Regions from separate parts of the Mus musculus genome. Here region 2 is linked to region 1. Evidence: chromatin loops called from intact Hi-C (ENCODE). Cell type or tissue: left cerebral cortex. All regions are shown on one strand. Each heading gives the region's core, and the rest is flanking DNA. Links, peaks and the distances in the headings are about the cores only. Region 1 holds the start of Fbxl14 (F-box and leucine-rich repeat protein 14). Region 2 holds the start of Wnk1 (WNK lysine deficient protein kinase 1).

Region 1 (8,327 bases), core at 328-8,327:
GAGCATGCCCTCTCCCCATTAAAGAAATACAATGTATTAATAATAATAATGATGATGATGTCTTGTTCAGGTTCCCAAAGAGTCAAGGAAACAGCTAAGTCAGGTTGTTTTGTATCTAGATGTGTGAACTTGTAACTTATTTAAGATTCTCAGGTTCCTTTTCTCTGAACTAAAAACTCTTGGCTTCAGGGGTCATAAAAATACAATTCTGAAATCCTATCCTTCATGCAGATATTTAAGACCCGAGGCTACACTGTATAGAGTTGAGCTCTGCCCTAGATTCATAAAATATACATAAAGCATAAGGCTGGAGCATCTTTAACCAGACCAAAGAGTGTATGTGTGTCAGCACATACAGATGTATTAGGTATCCGTACAGCTGGGCCGTGCAATCTACAGTCTAAGTGGCCGAGGAAAAAGACAAAACCTGGTGTAGGTTAGAGCGCAAGGCAGGGGCAGAAGCAGTGGGAAGTTTTGACACAAAGTTGAAAGGGAAAGGAACTCACATGGGTGTATGGAAACAACAAGATTGTGGAAGGCAGGCACACTGGACAACTTCCAGAAATTTCTAGAACGAGAGCTGTCAAACTATGCTGACTAAAAGCCACTTTCTCCACCAAATTAAGACTCACTACTAAAGAGAAAGGAATGGTGGGAAGGCCGCCCGACTGGGGCAGTGGGTGTGGTGAGATGGTTAAAGGCGCTCTGAGAAGTAACGCGGGCTAGAGGGGATGGAATATGCGGGCAAGAGAGGATGAAGTATGCGGGCGGGAGAGGGCGTGGAGTAAGCGTGGACACCGAGGGGAGCAGCCCGTGGGCCATCGGGCGCTCTTTAGGGCTGCACGGTGCGGCGAGGCCGCCAGCCATCCCGGCGCGCATGGGGTTAAGCCTCCGCGGCCGAGGGCAGAGCCCGGTTTCCAAGGAAACGGCTCCACCAGTTCCGGCGGCGCGGGCGCGTACCACTGAGCGGGGGAGCCGGCGCGGAGGACGCGGAGGGCGCAGCGCGGCTGGCCGGCTCCTAGGGCGCAGGCCCGATCACGCCGGTGAGTTCGCCGCGTCCCGCCGCCCGCGGCCGTGAATCGGACCCGCGCGACTTAGGCGGGGGAGGAGCGGCGCGCGGCGGCCCCAGAGTCCCCCCGCGCAGCGGCCGAGTGCGAGCAGCCCGGGGCTGGGCAGTTTGAACCGCGGACGGCAGACAAAGGCAGCAGGAAGCCGTCCGCAGCCCGAGCGCCCGGCCCGGGCCTCGCCGGCGCGCGCAGCAGCGACGCGGCCGGGCGCGGGATGCCGCAGGGCGCGGGGCGGCGCGCGGGCGCGGACGCGGCGCCCGCCCCGGCCGGGATGTGAGGCCCGAGCGGCCGCGCGGGGGCGGGAAGGGCGGCAGGAAGGAAGCGCCGCTCGGACGCGCCGGGAGGAGGAGCGGCGGCCCGGCCGGAAGGCGGGGAGGGGCGGCCGTTGGCCCGCGGCGGGCCGCTCTCGGCGCCTCCCGGGGCGGCGGCGGCGCCCGCGCCTCCTGCACCCGGCGCGGCGTAGCGGCGGGAGGAAGATGGAGACCCACATCTCGTGCCTGTTCCCCGAGCTGCTGGCCATGATCTTCGGCTACTTGGACGTCCGAGACAAGGGTCGCGCGGCGCAGGTGTGCACGGCCTGGCGGGACGCCGCCTACCACAAGTCGGTGTGGCGGGGCGTGGAGGCCAAGCTGCACCTGCGCCGGGCGAACCCGTCGCTGTTCCCCAGCCTGCAGGCCCGGGGCATCCGCCGCGTGCAGATCCTCAGCCTCCGCCGCAGCCTCAGCTACGTGATCCAGGGCATGGCGAACATCGAGAGCCTCAACCTCAGCGGCTGCTACAACCTCACCGACAACGGCCTGGGCCACGCGTTCGTGCAGGAGATCGGCTCGCTGCGCGCTCTCAACTTGAGCCTTTGCAAGCAGATCACCGACAGCAGCCTGGGCCGCATAGCCCAGTACCTCAAGGGCCTGGAGGTGCTGGAGCTGGGGGGCTGCAGCAACATCACCAACACCGGCCTTCTGCTCATTGCCTGGGGGCTGCAGCGCCTCAAGAGCCTTAATCTCCGCAGCTGTCGCCACCTCTCGGATGTGGGCATCGGGCACCTGGCCGGCATGACGCGCAGCGCTGCCGAGGGCTGCCTGGGCCTGGAGCAGCTCACTCTTCAGGACTGCCAGAAACTCACGGATCTTTCCCTGAAGCACATCTCGCGAGGGCTGACGGGCCTCCGGCTCCTCAACCTCAGCTTCTGCGGCGGCATCTCGGACGCGGGCCTTCTGCACCTGTCGCACATGGGCAGCCTGCGCAGCCTGAACCTGCGCTCCTGCGACAACATCAGCGACACCGGCATCATGCATCTGGCCATGGGCAGCCTGCGCCTTTCCGGTCTGGATGTGTCGTTCTGTGACAAGGTGGGAGATCAGAGTCTGGCGTACATAGCCCAGGGACTGGACGGCCTCAAGTCCCTCTCCCTTTGCTCTTGCCATATCAGTGACGATGGCATCAACCGCATGGTGCGGCAGATGCACGGGCTGCGCACGCTCAACATTGGACAGTGTGTGCGCATCACGGACAAGGGCCTGGAGCTGATCGCTGAGCACCTGAGCCAGCTCACGGGCATAGATCTGTACGGCTGCACCAGGATCACCAAGCGCGGCCTGGAGCGCATCACGCAGCTGCCCTGCCTCAAGGTACTTAACCTGGGACTTTGGCAGATGACGGACAGTGAGAAGGTCAGGTGAGGGCGGCAGTTCCAGTTCCCCCGCCCCGCCCTGTTCATCCCAGGACCACCACTGTTCCGCACACTCACGCGCGCACTTACACGTTCAGGGCAGTGGCCGCGGTGGGGCGATGACGGAAGCCTGGGCTCTCTTCTCCTAGTCTGGCGCCCCTCTCCACTGCGTCTGGAGTTGTTCTGCTCCCTCTACCCACTCTCCTTTCCCAGTGAGGGGAGAGATGGACCCTGCTGTTTCTCTGCCCACTCTTCTGCAGGGTATGGAGACTTTCAGCCACCGACAACTGTATCCTGGGGCACTGCATTTGGAAATGGGGTGGGGGCGGGGAGGGACTAGTCGTTTCAACCCCGAGGAGTTGAGGAAAGATGCCTGCCTTCACTTACACTTTCATTTGGATACTGTGATCTGGCTTTTAATTCCAAACGTGTAGAAAGCAAGCCCGACTTGAACAGCCTTCTCATCCACTTTGTAGCCAGTCTCCTCTCATCGCTGCCCCTTTGGTATCTGCAACTCACTTCGGTTCTGGTTTTGTTCTTGTTCTGTTTTTTTGTTTTGTTTTTTATCTGCTTCCTTTTTAGTTTTCAAAGAAATTTGAAATCATTGTTCTTTTTTCTTTCTGCTGAGTATATTCTCATATATATATATATATATATATGTGTGTGTGTGTGTGTGTATGTATATATATATATGTCTGGCTACCTCGTTTTAGTTTACTTTTTTCTCTTAAGCCCTGGAATTCTACAAGAGAGATATTTTGAGATTGAAACATTTTTGTGCCTAGACTGGAAAGATGCCCACTGGGTTTGTATCTGTTTTTGGTTTTGGCTTCTTCCCAACCTCCCTGTACCCAATGTGCCCCACTTCCGCATCCTGGCTACGACCCCACCCCCCACCCCACCCCCAGTCTATTGGGCTTTGATGACCCAACCATGTTTCTATATTGATTTAATTTATAGCACAAATGTATGGGAGAAATGAGAGCAGAATTTCCTTTTTGTTTGTTTGTTTGAGATGCAGATTTGAGTCTTGAAGAGGAGTATTATATATGCAAATTATGCCCCACCCCAACCCTCTTGCAAGTCTTCCCACCGAGAGGTTAGCTAGTGAGGCTGTTAGCTAGTGAGGCTTCCCGTCCTGTCGGGGAGTGAGCCGTGTCAGCAGAGAGCCTGAGGCTATGTGAATGAAGGGAGGAGGCTGAACTTCATGTCCTGTCTGAGTTCTGTTCTCGAAACGGGAGCTTGTGGGTTTGAAAACTTTTGTTTCTAAATGGAGGAATAGATGACTTTATTTTGGTGGGGGGTTGGGACTGTGGCTTTAAAACAAATCGCTTTTGAGTAGGATGTATATTTTTGTTGGATATTTTGTTTGTTTATTTTTTTAGAGTCCTCCACAGCAACATGAGAGACCATGGAGAAACCCAGAGACCTTTATCAATTAATTGTACTGTTTGTGAATTTGTATAAATAACAAAGATCCTCTTAAAACGTTTATATTCTTACAGCAAAAGGTTAAACTGATATTTATATAATAAAAGAGGAAATATGAAGTATGTTTTTGAAAAAAAAAGCACAAAATCCCCCCCTTGTATCTGTGAATTATTTTTAAGGCATTGTGTGTCGGGTACATGCTCAGGTGGGAGGTGTTAGGAGTGCACAGAAACTGGAACTAAGGTGGAGTTCAGCTGGCTCATGTGCTGTAAGTTTATGGTTGAGAATTTCTTTTGTGTAAGATTTACCACTGACATCCAAATGTTCTGTCTCTAGAAATGTGATCAGACTGGAGAGTTCTATAAATTTTGGTTTTAAACTGTCAACATGGAAACTGAAAGAAAATGAAACTTTTTTTTTTTTTTAAGAGACCAGACTTGGAAGAGTCAGAGTGGCCAGTTTCTTTTTGGGAATGGTGGTGGTAGAGGTGAGATCCAGGGTAACTGTGAAGAAGCCGGTCCTGAGCTCTGGAAATGCGAGAGTAGGAGGGGTGTCCTCACATTGGGTGCACAGTGAGGGACACGCAGTAAGACGCAGAGGGAGCCAGCCATTGTTCCGGGGAAGTTGAAAGTGCTGTCCTAGCTGGCTGGCCCAGTCCTGCGTGCTCCTGTGTGTGTGCAGGTCCAGCGGAAGGGGGCAGCAGTGCTCTTTAACATCCCCCTTCAGGCCTGCCTGCATGCAGACCCTTTGCTGGGGCTTAGACTGGTCAAAGTTAAGGCACACTTTCGTTTGGAGCCCTTCTAGTGCCCAGGCTGGCCACTGAGCCATTGGTAAGGGTACAGGCTGGATTAAGGGCGGATAGATGGATACCAGCAATGTTAGCATAGTTCTCCTACATAGACAAGCAGCACTGTGACTTCTGTAAGCCGAGGGACAGAGGCGGGAGTGAGCGAGTCGCAGCCCTGGGTTCACGTTGGTGGGCTTTGTTTCTGAGGTCACTTTCTCCACTAGAAACCCAGGTTTCCTAGGTCAACCCATCTTTCCTAGGTCAACCCATCTTTCCCGGCAGACAGCTGGAACCCAGGTTGTTGCAGGGTGTGACGGTCCTGTACACTTTCTAAGCTTTAAGCCTGAACAACAGAAAAGCTGTGCCGTTCCTTTCTCAAGTCACCAAAACCTGCTCTGAGTCCCACACTAGATCTATCTTCCCTTTCTTTAGGGACAATACAGATTTCTATTCCCTAAAGACAAAGCATGCAACAACAAAAAGTAGGAATCCTGGAGAGCAGTCTGAATCAGGCCTGCTTCCTAGGAATCTCACCCAGCTCCCAGGGTCCCGCTGTGGTCCGGTCTGTAAGTCACGCCGCGATACCAGTCTCCATCGGATAAGCAAATAATCCCACGATCAGTACTCTGCAACAGTTTCTGTTTGTTTGAGTTTTAATTGTTAAGTGTAAGGTTAAGGGGCTGGAGAGACGGCTCGGTGGTGGGAGTGCATGCTGCCCTTGCAGGAGGCTGACGTGGAGCTCCCAGCGCCCCCAGTCTCAGGTAACCCCATCTCCAGGGGCCTCTGTGGGCACCTGCACTCAGGTGCACAGGCACACATGTAAGTCTCACATAATAAAAGTAAGTCTTTAAAGGGTCATAAATTAGTATTTGCAAGTTAAGATCATGGCATGGGTCTTAGTGTCCATGGCCTAGTTTCTTTCTGAATGGGGCGGGGGGGGGGGGGGGAGGAATACACGTTGGGAACCCATGTGGGCTTTGCATGGTACTTTACGTTTTTAACCCTTCAAGCGATCTACTGAAACATCTCCCTGTTTCTCCAGTGGGGCATAAACTGCCTCCTATCGCCTAACCAGGGAGGGAGCCACAATTCAATCTAACCCCCTTCTCAGGAAGATTGGTTGCTGACTCTATCTTGGTTTCCTGTGATGTGACCCTCAAAGAAATGAGTGGGAGCTGGGTGTACCCTGTACAGCTTCTGTTTCAAAGACAGTAGGGGTCGGGTCAGTACAGGAAGGGTTGATCCTTGCCCACGTCGCAGGAGAGAGGCTTTGAAGGCTGGAGGCTCAGGATTCACTGAGACAAGAAATGGAAAAAGCTGGACATGGAATGGAAGCTCATGCCCCAACAGAGGCCAAGGCAAGAGGATTACTTTAAGGTAAACCAGGGCTACATAGCAAGACTCTTGTCTCACAGGAGAGAGAAAAGAGCCACTGGGGTAGTGTGTGTGTGTGTATGAATTCATCATAAACCTTATAGTCCAATCACCTGGAAAAGGACTTCTTCAGGGGTCTCACCAACAGTAGCCTTTTCCTTTAATGTCTATAAATACAACTGTAAATGGGGTTCAGACAGCTTCTACAGTGTCCGAGGGTCACAGTGGACCTCTGGCTACCTGCTAGGGGGTGGTGTAAACTTGTCCCCCTTGCTGAGCCCCTCAGGCACGGCAGGCAGGAAGAGCAGGAAGTCCATCTGGACGTCCCCCACTTGAGGCAGCAGGGAGGATACTGCCCACTTCACATCTGCTAACACTGAAAGTTGGGACCAGGACCATTAAAGAGAAAACAAATGGATTTTTTTTTTTTAAAAAAAAATTTCAAATCTATAATAAACATCTTATTAAAAATACATGTTTCTTTTATTGTAGTTTTCTTCTTAAAGTTAAGGATGTGGGAGCTAGGGGTGCAGCTCAGATGCATTCCCCAGCATCACATAAACGGCCACCCCTCCCTCTAATACTCAGGGCAACAGAAGTTCAAGGCCATTCTTGGCTATTCACTGAGTTGGAAGCCAACCTGGGTGGGCTACATAGGAACCCACCCCATAGCCCCACAGAAAAAGGACAACTAGATATGATAGATATGATCTATCTTCCAAACCCTGAGGCTTCCCTGGAAGGGTGTTGATCTCGTTATGGGTTTTTTTGTTTGTTTTGTTTTGTTTTATTTTTGTTTGTTTGTTTGGTTGGTTTTTCGAGACAGGGTTTCTCTGTGTAGCCCTGGCTAGCCTGGAACTCAATGTCCTGGGAACTTGAATAAGCTACCCTCCTGCTTCAGCCTCCCTAGTGCTGAAAGTACAGACATCACCAAGCCTAGCTTTGAACTTAAGTTTTCAAAGGCAGAGGAGAAAGTTGTAGCCCCTAGGGACCACTGGGTTTTCAGGGAACAAGAGCCCTTTCATTAAGAGATAAGATCTCTGGAACAAAGCCAAGGCCTCCTGCAGCTGGCAGCTGCCTTCCCAGGTCTGAAAGGAAGAGGCTCTGCCTTCTGATCCTGGTTCTGCTCTGCCTAGGTGGGTGGAGCTCCAGAAGTCGTGGGATCCCCTCTCTTCCTGCATCAAACCTCACTCCTTTAGAGAGCTAATTCGATCCTCTGATGGAAGGAAAGACCTATATTTTATGCCATTGCCAACCCTGGAGAAGGTGTGAGACTTTGGAAATGAGGAAAGGACAGGGTTGGAAGCCAGCTCCGTTCAAACCAAAGCTCACGCAGGGGCCACACAGCTCATTTCTGTCAGCGTACTTGTTCCGACAGTAAATGGTAAGTTCTTTTTAAAGCAAATCTCACAAAGTAGCTAAGAAATCTCATTTAAATCTGTGGCGACTTCGTAATTTACAGCTGGTGAGATGTAAGTGCACGGCCTGTATTTCTGGGTTGTAACAGTGCTGGAAGTGTTCCCAAATGATCAGTTTCAGCCTCTTCCTCCTTGCCAGGGATCACTTCGGTCTTGCCAGGTGGAACTGCCTGTAGCCACCCAGCATGTATGGTACTCTGCAAACCCTGTCTTCCATTGAGGTGACATTACTGCCACAGTACATCTGCATCTGAGGGAGCCACTTAACCCTTATGCCAACAAAACGGCAATTTCCAGTATCTTGGCTGCCGTAAGTTAGCCCAGAGAGTGTACTCACTTTACAAGCAAGGAAAGAAAGTTTTGCTTTTAGTTATTGTTGTTCTCTGAGCCAGGGTCTCGCTCTAACGTAGACTGACCTGGAATTCACCATATGGCCCAGGCTGGCCTCAGACCTTGCTGGGATTATAACATGAGCCACCATGCCCTGGGCATCAGTTCTGATTAGCTCATTGCTCTTCTACTTTTGAATTGTGTAAGGCTCAAGCACCACGTGTCCTTATATGCCGAGGGGGGTTGGGGTG
Region 2 (8,327 bases), core at 176-8,175, 560 kb after region 1:
AGTTAACGTTCTTTCACATTTTTAAAATAAAAACAAAACGAACACTCATTTCCAATGGTGAAAATAAATTTCAAGCATATAGAGAAGTGGAAGAGAAAGCTTAATCGACTATCTTTAAGTGAACAATCATATGCTGATAATTGTTGAAGCTGGGTAATTGCTCACCTTCACTAGATATTTAGAAGCAAACTCCATTTTTTTTTTTTTCTGAGACAGGGTTTCTCTGTATAATCCTGGCTGTCCTAGAACTCACTTTGTAGACCAGGCTGGCCTCCAACTCAGAAATCCGCCTGCCTCTGCCTCCCGAGTGTCGGGATTAAAGGCATGCACCACCACATAGAAGCAAATTCCAAACATTATTCCTTTCACATTTCAAATGACCTTGGGACATTTGGAAACCAAGCTGTTTATTAATTCTTGGGTAAATCAAGTTCTGAGATTATTTCAGTTACTTTCCAATCCTATTTCAGTTTGGTCCATTTTCTTGACAAGAAATCAGTAGTGGCACTTTCATCTATGATGTAGCTGAAATTCTGCTTCCACCACAAATACATGCTCATTTCTGGATGTGAACAAGTGCTAACAAACCAATATTTATATAGATGCTTTATAATAACATTTATTTATCGCTATAATATATATTATATTATATTATATTATATTATATTATTTATATAAATATAAATTTATATAATAAATATAATAACATTTATTTATTGCTATAATTCAAGCAATTAGTAGTCCAAACTAATCTAGCATATACCTGCACTTTATTTATAACCTGAAAATTTCCCTGAGATTAAAAAAAAAAAGGAAGGAAGGAAGAAAGCACTGTAATCCCTCGGACTCTTGGGAAGTTTCATTTAAAAATCTTTTATATCCCTGGCATAGTGGCATTAACTTATAATTCTAATACTCTGGAGGCTGAGGCAGAGGGATCAACAAATTCAGGACAGTCTGGGCTATACTTTGGGACACTCACAAAAAGTCTTTTATAAGATATTACAACAATGATGGTATTATCACAACTTTCAAAGCACTTATACAATTTTGCATGGACTTTTACTATTCACTATGGACTGAATAGGATGAAGACAGACTAATGAACAGTGTCAGATCACAGCTAGCCATAAGGCTTAAGCACCTGTAGGTGGTTATATTGGTAGGTATATACTGTACCTTCCTACTCTGAAAGCACTTAAAGGGAAAGAGAGTTGGGAATCAGGGACTGGGTGGTTGTTTTGATGGTGGTGCAAGACTTTAATCCCAGCACTTGGGAGGCAGAGGCAGGTGAATTTCTGAGTTCGAGGCCAGCCTGGTCTACAGAATGAGTTCCAGGACAGCCAGGGCTATACAAAATCCTGTCTCGAAAAAACCAAAACAAAACAAAACAAAAAAGACAGTGTCTCACTACCCAGGCCAGACTGGCCTTGAACTTGAGGCTCTCCTGCCTCGACCAATAGAGTAAGTAGTTGGGATTTCCAGGCATGCCTTTATTAGCTACTATGCTATGATATTCTGCTATCAAGAAAGTTGTTCCTTAAAAGTACAGGGTCTTGTCTAACAATCAGATTTTAGAGATGGAAACACACAAGGCAGTTCATTATTGCAGAGGCTTAGAAGAGAATGAAGTGTACAGGAAAAAAAGGTTTGATATTTACTTAAAGCAAAAGAAAAAAAAAAAATTCCCAAAGGCTGAGGATATATTTAGCTCAGTGGGAAAGCACTTGTCCAGGCCCCACTTCTTCGATCCCCAACACGAAGGGAAACCCTTTTCCAATAATTCCATGTCTCCTGCCTGACATTAAACACACAAGTTTGTACTTAAATGACTCTTTTTACCCCTGGCTGATAACAATCCTTCTTGACACCAATAGTTCCTATCTTTTCCAAACACCTAACTAACTACAAGCTCCACAATCTCCCAATTTCAACCTCTTTGGACACTAGTCTTCCCGCCCTCTCAGAGTCAGAGAATTACAAGTAAAGAGTGAACTCGACAAACTGGCTTAACAGAGCCAAATTTGGGATCCAAACGACCGAATAAGAAAAAAGGGGGTGGGGCATTACCTGCAATTCACACCAGGCGACTTCCACAGTGGTTTCGGTGTCCAGACCTTTGTAGACTGTCTTAAAGGAGCCTCTGCCGATTTCGATGTCAAATTTGAGAAAGCGACCGTCATTGGACATTCCCACTGCCTTGGTCTCCAGCTCTTCGATATCATCCTGTTGCTGGCTCCTATCCTCCTGCGCCTCTTTGGCGCTGGCGCCACCACTGCCACTTCCACTTCTGGACGGCGGTGGCTCCTCTTTGCTCCCCACGAGGCTGGGCTGGGACACCGGGCGGTCTTTGCTGGTACTGCTGGGGACGGTCGTGGTGGCCGAGCCTACAACGGCTTGTTCCCCAGGGGAGGCAGCAGCCGAGGGTTGCTGAGACACCTGGGAAGCAACGGTGGCGGTCAAAGTTTCCTCTCTGTGAGGTTCGGGTGGAGCACTCTGGGGCACCACTGCAGGTACACTAGGTTGCGGGATAGAGAGAGGGAGGCCCGGCAGCTCCAACGCGGTGGCATTGGAGTCGCAGATGACGCTTCGGCGGAAGAATCGGTGCTCCGTGGGGGTGGTGGTGGCGGCCGCCCCACGACTGTCCTTGTCCATAGTGTGCCGGCGGCGCCGATATTCCTCCGTCCTGCCAACTCCCGAGTCGGCGACCGTAGCCCCCAGTTTCTCGCCCACGGAAGAATCGGAGCTTGAGCCATTCTTGGGGACGGGCGCCGGAGGCGTAAGGAAGCCCGGAGTGCCGCTTTGCTTCTCGGCGGCACCGTCAGACATGGTCGGTCCGATGGAGTGAAGAATGCGGGCTCGGATTTATGAATGAAAAGGGAAAAGGGTGACCCGGAGAAGCCACCAAGAAGTGCTGGGCAGCGCTCCTACGGCGGGCTCCGAACCACCGGACGACTCCCACTCAGCACTGACAAGGCGCCCCGAGGGCGACGCGGGACACTGAGTCCGGCTGCTGCGGCGGCTGCTGCTGCTGGCACCGAAGCTGCTGCGGCTCACGGGGCGGGCTCGTCGGCGGGCTAGGAGGGAGCGGAGCCACGGGGGTTAGCGCCGCACAGTCCGCATCCATCCTGCAGCGAGCGGAGGCCGGTAGGGCTGGGGCAGCAGAAGCGCCGCAGTCATGAGGAGCAGGGCGCGGAATTGGCTCCTGGGCGAGAGGATGCGACCCAAGTGAAGACGGCTAAGCTCCCTCCGCTGCCGCTGCCGCCGTCGCCGCCCGCCCGCCGAGCACGGCGGGATAGGCCCTGAGGGCGGAGGCACAGCGCGCGAGGGACGAGCCCCGACGCCGGGCGGTGGCAGCCCGGGGCACAGGAGTGGGAGGGGCCGCGCAGGGGAAGGAGGGCCGCGGCCCGGGTTCCCGGTCGCTCGCTCGCTCGCTCGCTCGCTCGGCCGCCGCCTCAGGCAGCACGCGCCCCGGAGAGGGGACCAGTCTCAGAGGGCGCCCATCACTAGATGCTGAGGGCCGAAGCCTCGAAGCCTCGAAGCCTGAGGAGCGGCCCCCCCCGTCCCCGAGGCCTCCCCGCCCGCCCCGGGCCTGGCGAACCTCTTCCCCTCTCTGGCCGGCGCCGGGGGCAGAGGAGGGAGGGAACTGTGGGGAGGGGAGGGCCGCTCACCGCGGGGCCCGGGCTCCGCTACTTCTCTGGCCAGGAGGAGAGGAGACCGAAAGAACTGGGAGGAGGGGGAGAGGGAGAGAAAAAGAGCAGTCACCCCACTAGGCGCCTTCTGTCAGCGAAGAAGGGAGTACGGAATAGCCGAGCAGAAGGAGCGCGTCCGCCCGGGAAAACTCTCCGCTTTAAATGGCGCCGATGTCTGAAGCCTCCACACAGCCCGCTTGGACCCCGCCCCCCGCCGCCCGGGGCGGCCCCGCCCACATCGCGCTCGGGGGGCTCTCGCGCAGGCGTGCCGAGCTCGAGGCACGATGGGATTTGTAGTTTCGCGGTGAAAACCGTGAAAGGAACCCGGGAGGAACGCGCCTACTACTTCCGTGATGCCCTGCGATTGCTCTAGCCTGGTGCCTCCTGGGAATTGTAGTTCCTTTTTTTGAAAACCGCCCCATCTGAAAGCCTGATGGGAGCGTCATCGTGGGTCGCTCAATTCCGTTCCAAACTCAGTGCTCGCTATCAAAATCATTATTTAGGAATCAATTGCAAAAGAAGAGAAGAAAGGAGAAGAAAAGAAAGGAGAGAATGAGAGACTTCCGTCATGTTCTGCTTAGATAGCTCGTAGAGCTGCCATGCAATGAAAAATGATGTTGTTCGTCTTTAATGGAGAGCCTCCTTAGTGTTGTGACTAGGGGTGTGGGAGTGGAGAAGGAGGTAAAGCTGAATAACCTGAGCCTGAATTCGAAGACTCCCAGAAAACTTTGTGAAGAGTGCACATACCATCACTGTTGATTAGATGGGTGAGGGTAAACAAAATATATTCCATCCTTCTCTTCTTCACAACAACTAAAGCCGCATGCTCATCTCCAGTTTCCAAACAAGTACTTTGGCTGCAAAGATGGGCTGCCTACTAAATAAAACCCAGGATCAGAGCGAACCTCTTTGCTTTGCCGGAAACTTAACGGGAACGGGAGGTGTAGGGGGCGGGGAGAGGCGGGTGACAAGCATGGGAGGAGGTCGAGTTCGAAGATATTCTACATCTTTAATCTTTGATTACAAACTTGAGAGGACATAGTTGACTTTTGCCTCTATATTTGAGTAAAAATTATTTTCCTTTTGTTTTCTTATACCCTGCCTCGGTGGCTCAGTAAAACATCCCCTTTCTGTACTACACTTGCATATGTACACATATGTAATTTATACCAAGGCGCGGATCTCCGGAAACCTAGATCCGTGCAGTTTACAGTAATGGAATTCTTCTCTTCAAAATATCTTTAGTGCTTCCTGGACCACCTTTGCTACTACGTAAGATTATAGTTGTGATGAGCACCAGGGGGCACCAGACAGAGTAGGAAACCAAATTTATGAGCCAGATGGCAGTTACAAGTCTTAACCCAACCGGTGAGAGCGGGAAGCGCTTAAACGTACGCAACCGCACCCGAGCGTGAATACGCTGCAGTCGCAGCCCAGGACTGGAGCGAGCTCTGAAGCGCGTTTTCCTTGTCCAAGACTATATGAGAGGATCTCTGAGTGATTTGGAAGCGGCTAAACGGAAGATTCCTTGACTCAGTGTATCTAGATAAACTTCGCATAGAGAAGTCTTGCTATACAATTAATATTAACTTATCAGAAACGTTTAAAAAGAAGTCAGCACGTTTCCTTTTTTTTTTTCTTGCCGAAATCTACCATGTAAGTTTTAGTGTTTGTTTGAACCCTATGGCTGTTAGATTTAATAAAGAAGGCAGGTTGTGAACAGTTTGAAATACAAGTGCAGAAGGGGCAGGAAGAATACTGAAATATTAGTGCTCTACTGTTTTAGAAAATCATTAGTTCACTTTATTAATGGTAAGTCTGTTTTAGTACATTTAATTAGTGGTTTATCTCCAGTGATAAATCTAATGTCAGCAAATGAAGAAGTAACTATGAAGTGCATTTTTCTTGTACTTCTTAAGACTGTTGATTATAATTTTCTCAAAGTTGCTTTACCAGAGAAAACTTTGTTTATAACACAAAGAAACTTAATTATACAGTGGTGGGTTTTTAAAAGACCAGTAAATCACAGTTTTTTTTTTATTTATTGTATGTTTGTTTCTATAAAAAGAAATTAGGATATTTCTGTCCAGGTGGTTCTGAAACAATTTTATCGTTGTTGCTTATTCTTATTTACTAAACCCTGCAACTTTGGTCACATGACAATGGGCACAACTTCCTTAATATATATAATATAGCCATGACCTGTCAACACATCATTTCAAGCAAGAATACCTAGTCATTATAAATAACCTACTAATCATTGACTTTAAAAACCACACTTATCCACATGACAACTTTTCCTACTTAGCTTTACTAGGAAAACAGATACAATGGTGAGTATCGTCGCTGTGTGGGACGGTTAGACTTAAAGGTTGAACTATAGTATGGAGATTTACTACGCTCACATGTTCATCTCTCTTTATAATGATTAAATCCGTACTAAGTTCCCTGTTATTCTTGACTATAATTCCAGATCATACTTTCCCTTTCTCTGGAGTTTGTTTTCAAGTTCTCTCCCGTCCACACAAACCAGCAAGAGACTAAATAGAAGTGTGTGGAACGGACAGCCAGGGTTATACAGAGAAACCCTGTCTTAAAAAAGCCAAGAAAGAAAGAAAGAAAGAAAGAAAGAAAGAAAGAAAGAAAGAAAGGAAGAAAGAAGTGTGTGGAAGAGCTTAGTATACACAAATGCACTCAGAATGAACATCTGAAGCACTGGCATTTGGGTGACCAAGAATGCAAATCTGTTTTTCTTCTTCAGTGTGTTGATTCATGCTTCTCTCTTCCCATTGATAACTTACAGGCAATAAAAGTCGGCAACAGCTTTAAGGTAGACAGTGGCTGAAATGAACTGAACACATACTTGATCTAGAGTATGGTACAGTTCCCGGTAGCTTCCTGGATGTGGCTTATGGAGGGCCTCTTTCCCTTTTTTTTTTTTTTTTTCTTTTTTCTTTTTTTTCCCTCCTTTTCCATGTTCCTTTGACTTGCGTGTGAATGAGTTTTGTTTCATTCCTGTCATTCCCAACTGTGCTTGGCCTTCTTTTAAGCTCTCGCTTGTGTTTACTGTTTTACAAAAGCTCACTATGTACAGGTTGAATGCTGGATAGTATGGATCTCAACTTCAAGTATGAATGTCAGTCAAGAAACCCCTCTGACTTCTTTATCTAGAAATAATCTCCTCTTCCCTCAAATTTCATTATCCCTTATTTTCACCTCTGTGTCATAGATCACCTTCTAAAATGATTTGGTTTTATTTATGATTCCTTGACTCAGTGTATCTAGATAAACTTCACATAGAGAAGTCTTGCTATACAATTAATATTAACTTGTCAGAAACGTTTAAAAAGAGGTCAGCACGTTTCCTTTTTTTTTTTTCAGTCTTCACTCACTTTGTTCTGTAAAATAATGTCTACCATTGATCAGACAGTTACTTATATGTCAAGATCTTTACACAAACAGGCCTATCTGAACTTCGTAACTACTTCACAGGAAGTAAGCTTTTTAATCTTCACTTTATAAGCAAAACCCTAAGGAGTAAACAGATTAATGTGGAGAGATGGCTCAGAGGTTAAGAGCATTGATTGCTCTTCCAATGGACCCTAGTTTGATTCCCAGCACTCGCATGGTGGCTCACAACTGTCTGTAACTCCAGCTCCAGGGCCCCCAATGCCCTCTTCTGACATCTATGAGCACCGAAGACCCTCTTTAATTAATTAGTGGATCAATTAATCAATGAAACAACAAGGCTGTTGAGTAGTTGTTCATAGACCATGCCAATTTCAGAAGCTTTTTCTGACCCACACATCGCATTAGGATAGCTAAGACTGTAGAGCATTTAGGAAGAAAACCAAGCTGATCATTACTAAAACAAAACTCTACCAATACTAACACTGGCAACATTAGGATTATCCAAAGCCACTGCTTCACATGCCCAAGTACACTAAGCTGATTTAACTTCTGTAGAAGAGGAGGTTACACTTCTCAGAGAACTAAATTATGGATTGGGAATGCAGCTCAGTGGCCGAACGCATGCTGCCGTGCGTATGGCCTTCTTGTGTCAGATCCCTAGTACGGCAAACACACACACATGCAGATTAAATAAACAAATTAAATAACTCTTTGATTGACCTCTGGTGTTCTGTGTGTTCAGAAAGAGAAAAAAAAAAGCAGGTGTAATATACCTTTGGTTATTGTGAAATTTAAGAAGCTAATGTGATATACAGGATGGTGCATGGTCTACAGAGGAACCTCCACCCGACTAGGAGTGGGAATTTCCCTTTTTGCAACTAAGCTGAGTTAACAGACAAAGCCATGAGGAGAGATGAATGAATGACAGCTGAGAGATATTAGTCAAATTCCACAGGGTTAAGTTATTATGAATCAGAGGTGTCAAGTCCACTCCCAAGGCTCCTAAGAGCAGCTTCTAGTCTTGCAGGAGTATCTAGTTAGGAGGACAAATGAGAAGCAGCTTAGAGGAAGGAGGAAAGGGGAAGTGGTTACTCCTTGCAGAGGGTGAAATTGGTCCATAGGACCCCTTCACCCCTTCTCTGTAATGGTGATTACTTTGTTTGTCAGGCTTGGGTCAGCTCAAGGGCATTTAAAAATCTGCAGATCTCCCTGGGTCTGCATTTC

The links. Peaks named below come from ENCODE experiments on the same cell type or tissue, not always from the same donor. Only the 100,000 strongest peaks of a DNase experiment are listed, where the experiment ranks them.
Region 2: it touches region 1 in a loop (4-fold over the local background); 10 of 42 quality-filtered maps call a loop at or near these places.

The regions. Positions count from the first base shown.
Region 1 is chr6:119,478,317-119,486,643 of GRCm38, forward strand. All of the region lies in intron 1 of Wnt5b (wingless-type MMTV integration site family, member 5B), which reads right to left. Fbxl14 (F-box and leucine-rich repeat protein 14) reads left to right here and starts at 1,352. Exons shown (of 1, transcript NM_133940.3): 1 at 1,352-5,570. The coding sequence starts at 1,544. The coding sequence ends at 2,746. In left cerebral cortex, for the core only: a CTCF peak has its summit at 4,851 (motif pointing right); DNase peaks (open chromatin) are centred at 691, 910, 1,912, 2,102 and 6 more places; H3K4me3 peaks cover 4,848 bases; H3K27ac peaks cover 2,560 bases.
Region 2 is chr6:120,034,804-120,043,130 of GRCm38, forward strand. It overlaps Wnk1 (WNK lysine deficient protein kinase 1), which reads right to left and starts at 3,852. Exons shown (of 28, transcript NM_001199084.1): 1 at 2,071-3,852. The coding sequence starts at 2,829. In left cerebral cortex, for the core only: CTCF peaks have their summits at 2,352 and 5,006 (motif pointing right); DNase peaks (open chromatin) are centred at 2,346, 2,647, 3,353, 3,978 and 1 more place; H3K4me3 peaks cover 5,089 bases; H3K27ac peaks cover 3,044 bases.